2 separate regions of the Homo sapiens genome follow, and region 2 is linked to region 1. Evidence: chromatin contacts called from ENCODE Hi-C or POLR2A ChIA-PET data. All regions are on one chromosome and are shown on one strand. The core of a region is the stretch at or near the end of the contact, and the rest is flanking DNA. Distances in the headings are between cores, read along the strand shown.

Region 1 (2,700 bases), core at 13-2,512:
TTGGACTAAAAATCACGAGACTTAAGTCTCTCAGCCCTGCCATTAATTTCTTATATAACCTGGTTAGACCATTTCTCAGTTTTACCTTGTACAGCTGACATCCTATGGCTTGCAGCCATGACTAAAATCCAACAGAAAAACAGATTACATAAATAAAGATTTCTCTGTGCATGTCACCTTTAGTGATTTATGTATGGCATAAAACAAGCTTCAACTATAAGAGCTACTTTTCAAGAGGTTGATCTAAGATATACTCTATTAATATTCTCTGGCCAAGGTCTAATCTGGAAGGTTCATACTTTTAAACTGCTGACCTCAAAAACACCTATTTTCAGATACTTACAAAATACAAAGAGATTATGTTAACCCATTTCCATGCTTAAGCCATAGTGCTTTGCCCTTTATTCTACTTTCAAACTTGCTACCATTTATTATCTCCATTTCTACAATATCACGAATCTCATGACATATAACGCTTTGTGAAAAGTGTTTATTTACATTCTTATATCATCAAAATCTAGACTTTTTTTCAGCTGTACTTGGAAAACTTTTCCAAATAGATTACCTTACCCTGTAGAGCTAAAGATGAGGGAAAAAATCAATATGGGATGTTCATGAATAACGTCTGTTAACTAAATGAGACTACATATAGTGATTTGCAGTCATCAGGAAAACAGTGTTAAATATGCTAGCTGACGATTGCTATAAAGAATCTCTGAGCTGATAATTTTGAGAATTCACCCTAGTTCATCTATGACTCTCCATTTAGTATTTAAGGAGAAAAGCCTCATTTTCCAGAATCGAATAAGCGAATTAATCGCACAATTGTGTAGAATGGAACTCAGTCTGTAAAAAATCAAGACCAACGTACTTTTTAATATTCTAACATCTCCAAGTAGTAGTTACAAGTATTGTACCCATGAAGTCCAGGTAATTAATTTGTTCAATGTCACACTGTTAAAAGTCAGGTGGGCTCCAAAGCACAGTCCTAACCAGCATGCTCTACTGCCTCCTCTGAGGCAACAGCCGAAGTGCAGACCACTGGGAATAAATAGCTGCCCGGTCTTCCCCACTCCTAAATTCTCCCGACAGACCCCAAAGCCTCTCTGAGAGCCTCTCTGACCGCCCTGCGGCCCACCCCGAGTTCCCGGCATCCTCTGGGATCCCTCTTCCTGGAGCCAAAACCTACGCAGGCTCCTTTCCTCCGAGCTGGTTGCTAGGTGATCTCCGAAGGCTGTCCGAAGTCTCGCGAGGGCGGACCCGTTGCCTGATGACGAGAGTTGGGAGTGTGGCTGGGGCTGCGGATCTCCAGCAGTGGCGTTACTTCTAGCGGCTGGATACCGGGTTCTCCGCGAGATCGCGAGATCCCGAGATATTCTCCCCGCACGGAAGCGACGACTGGCCTGGCCAGAGGACTCGCGTGGGAGCGAGGTGCCGGCCCCGACAGGACGGTGAGGTATGCAGAAGTAAGGCGGGGCGCCCCCTGCGGGAAGCGAGCGCGCCCCGGAAAATGAGCGCCTCCCCACACCAAGGTGTCCAGGAGTGAGTGCGGGAAGGAACTCGGCCGCCCGGAGTTGTGGCCTCATCGTGCTTCCCGCCAAAAACGCCTTGGTACTGTCGGGACGCGGCTAAGCGTGGACGCGCCCGCATCTGCCCCTCCTCCGCAGTGGTGGAAGACACCCGCGGAGCGCCGGTGGATAAGGGCCGTTTCCTGAGACCAGAGCTGTATCCGCAGCAGGTCAGCACTTCGTGCGCCCTGTGTGCACCTGTAAGGAATGGAATTTAGGCCAGTCGGATTTTCCAAATGTGGAGTTGTGATGCCCAGGCAGAAACTTCAGTTTCTTAGGACTGAAGGTGTCATCTATGAGACAGTCGGTTCCGTGGCATTGGCAGTGATTTGCCATAGAGCTTGGACTTAACTTATATGTAGTCCACGCTCCAAAACACGCTTCCTGTAGAGAGGGGCGTAAACTAATAGATTTGAAATTGTCGAGTCCTTTGGTCTCTCAAGAACGATGGGAACTTGACAAGAAATTTCGATTATTCCCTGGTCTTGATATTACCCACATGGGAAGATACTTGCATAGAATGGTAATGGTCATTACCAATACAACCTTCTGGTAGCTATTTAGATTTCTAAGAATAAGAATAATATAAATGAATATTAGAACAGACAGTATCTACAGAATAATAATCAAAATGTAAAGTCTTGTCACTTGAACTTTTGGTCAAGTGAAAATCAAGGAGAAAACTTAAAATTATATTGCTACATTTCAGTAAGTGACTATAATTTTTAAATTCATTATCTTTTAATGCCTCAGGATCATTCTGAACTTGCTGTGTAGTATTTAATTGTAAATATAAAATGTGAATGATTTGGCTGTATACTCTGGAAATTCCTTTTAATTAAATGATTTGCTTGATTTGTCTTATTGTGGTTGTTGTCTCGTATAGTCATGGAAAATTCCTTTAACTCTTTGAAATTGAAGGTTTTATTAGTTGTATTCTAATTAGTTTTTAGAGAAGACTGTTGTGACTGTTAAATACAATTGAATATATTTTTGAGTACTCATTTAATGTAGTAAACACCTACAGCTTGAAAAGAAAAGCTGTCATATAATTTCCTTAGAAATTGTTTTACAGCCTACCCGTATATTACAAGAAATCTCAAGTCAAACACTGGAAAAGATGTCAGAAGAT
Region 2 (2,723 bases), core at 22-2,521, 670 kb before region 1:
ACAAAAAACACCAAATAACACCCGTTCCCAAGCATTTCAAATGAAGGATACTCAACTTGTAATGTATAGATTCAGAAACACGAGCTAGAGAACACTATAGGTATTGTTTTACTGCCAGGAAAAGGAGCCCAAGAGAGGCTAAGTGACTTGAAGGGCTACACAGCCAGTGGACGACGGAGCCAAGAGTGAAATTCACAACCCAGCTTTTTAGTCCTGGAGGCTTTTCCACACCACCTGTTGTCTCTTCTGTTATAGCTTCTATCCACTGAACTTTGCACATTCAAAGTGACCTCAAAGAGCCCTCTCAGGTCACTTGGACCAATCTTCTACTTGCTTTTTTTTTTGTCTTTTTGCAAGCCACCTCAAAGAGCACTCTCGGGTCACGTGGACTGATCTTCTACATAAAAATCTGTTCTACCGCATCATTTATGTATGTTTGGGCAAAGTACTCATAACCATTTCCAAGGCCAATAAAGCAAATGCTTTGCAGGATGCCGTAATAAAAATAAAACTTTCTTTGCAGTATGTACAAAGTCAGACTGCTTTACAAGTCAAAAACCTTTGCTCAAGTCCAGCCTGTGCCATTTAACAGGATCGAAAAAAGAGCTAGAGTTGGATGGGAAGGAAGAGAGAGTGGTTTGGTGAAGGAACCTTGGTTCTGACACTAGCTCTCTGCCGACCTTGGACTGGTCATGTGAAAAACTCTTCAGACTTCAATACCCCCCGAGTGTGGAAAAGGGGTGACGACAGCAACACCCTGAGTCTTCCCCTCGCAGGAATGCTTTGAAACTGTTAGGCGGGACTGCCGCCGGTGCGCAGTTTTGGGAAGCAGCGGACTCAGCGGGGTCCCAGGCTGCCCAGACAGGACGGATTGCTGGGGGGCTCAGGCCGTCCTGCCCCGGGCTCCGTGGGCGGCGGGGTGGGGACAGGGCGTGGGCGCGTCCCGGGGGGACCTCTCCTCTGGCTTCCTCCGCCCCGCCCCGGGAGACCGGGTGCGGCCCGAGCGGGTCACTCACCGGGCCAGGAGCTCTAGGAAGATCACGTTACTGCAGCAGCCTGCGAACACCAGGCCCACCGCCAAGGCCGGGCGCATGGCCGGTGCAGGGTTGGGGAAGCAAGCGCACAGAGTAAGCGCCCGCCTGTACCGCTACCCCAGGAAGCCGGCCTCCTGCCTCTTCGCTGCGCAGCACATCGCACCGTCCTGGAAAGCCGCTCTCACTGGGGGCCGCCGCGGTCTCCCCTTCTCCCGCGGCCAACACCGACGCTGCCAAGAAGCTGTAGTTCGCAGTCAGCTTCGGTCCCATTCATCCGAGGGGGCGTCCGAGCCCCGGCCAGACTACATGTCCCAGGATGCCGTGCACCTTTACCTCAGGATGCGACGTTCCCGCTTCCGCCAGGCAGCTCCGCCAGAGAGGACAGGGGGACGAGGTGCCCGGCATGACTCGCGCGATAGGCGGCCGCGGGTCTTGCTGGGAAATGAAGTCCCAAAGCGTCAGTGTTTCTTGCGAGACCGCCCAGAGCGCTGAAAGTAACTCGGCCGCCAGGGTCACAACAAACTTGCTGGCAGCGGCGGCACTAGAACTACAGAGCTGTGACTGCTCGTTGGAGGTGTTCTAGCATCTGAAACAACTCTGCTTCCTGAACTGATATATATATATGTATCTTTGGTGACTCTATTATGCTGCCAGGATTAAGAACCACTGAGAATTCAAGTAAAGCAATGGCTCTCAACCACGTCTGTACATTGGAATCACTTGGAGAGCTTTAAAGATGACTGATAGCCAAGTCCCACCCCCAGCGATTCTGATTTAATTAGGCTGAGGTGCAGCCTTAAAGGTGATCTATTGATATTATCCCTAATCCTAGCTCTTTAAGGTACTCCCTTCCTTTACCTCCGTGGTTCTCAAACTTAGCTGCGCAGTCAAATCACCTGGGGGCTTTGAAAACTGCCAACGTCCAGGCTCTTCTACTGGCAAAAATGCCAATATCAGCAATCAGATCTTTAATGGTGAAAAGAAGGCATACTTCCCTCTTCTTACAGTGGAATTCTCATAGCACTTACAATCTGAGCCATTCGACTTGACTCTTACTTACTCAATGAACAAATGTTTGTTAAGCACATATTACGTACATAAGCTAGTGCGGCACTATTCTTTATTTGTAAAATAGGTATGCACACTTTATCCACCCAGCAAGACTAGTTTTTAAGGGAAACGTGTTTACACTTCCTTTCTGCTTCCCAGTGTCTACTATAAAAGGTTAGCATCACTGCTCAGTATTTTACCACATCAAATATTTCCGTTGTAATTGAATCCAACAGCAATAGCAAAGTACACGGTACAAAGCTAGGTAGGATTTTGGAATGCTATATTGTTTTTGCTATTTCCTGTGAGACACGAACATTCTGAAGTCTTTCTCGAGATCTACAAAATAGTTTGGAATGCTTTTTTCCCAGTCCGTGACTGGGAGATCACATTGGAATCATCTGAAGTACTCGTTATCGAGTGCAGATTATTGGGTCTCGCTTTAGACCTACCAAGTCAAAATCCTTGTGTATGGGTTCTAGAAACTTGTATTTTTAACAAGCACTCCACGTTCTAATTCTAATGCATTCTAGAATTTGAGAACTGCTGCCTTAAAAAGGTGAGTAGGAAGAAGAACTAACATAAATAGAAAGCCTACTACCTGTGAAATTCAGTATTTAATGAGCACCCGTCTTGAGT

Evidence for each region. A loop is a pair of places that touch in the nucleus more often than their neighbours do. ChIA-PET counts read pairs that join two places held with the same protein, here RNA polymerase II (POLR2A). Pooled maps may share reads with other maps.
Region 2: a map of CD8-positive, alpha-beta T cell shows a loop between it and region 1 (8-fold over the local background). The contact joins the promoter of SLC35B4 here to the promoter of AGBL3 in region 1. A Hi-C loop is called at or near these places in 4 of 168 maps with a recorded cell type or tissue (CD4-positive, alpha-beta memory T cell, CD8-positive, alpha-beta T cell and naive thymus-derived CD4-positive, alpha-beta T cell) and 18 of 50 pooled maps. POLR2A ChIA-PET finds 5 or more read pairs at or near these places in 1 of 52 experiments (BJ).

The regions. Positions count from the first base shown.
Region 1 is chr7:134,985,246-134,987,945 of GRCh38, forward strand. It overlaps AGBL3 (AGBL carboxypeptidase 3), which reads left to right and starts at 1,263. Exons shown (of 17, transcript NM_178563.4): 1 at 1,263-1,456; 2 at 2,630-2,700. The coding sequence starts at 2,689. RefSeq lists enhancers at 1,165-1,464, 1,475-1,614, 1,695-1,954.
Region 2 is chr7:134,315,659-134,318,381 of GRCh38, forward strand. It overlaps SLC35B4 (solute carrier family 35 member B4), which reads right to left and starts at 1,272. Exons shown (of 10, transcript NM_032826.5): 1 at 1,017-1,272. The coding sequence starts at 1,093. RefSeq lists a silencer at 813-982 and an enhancer at 1,063-1,792.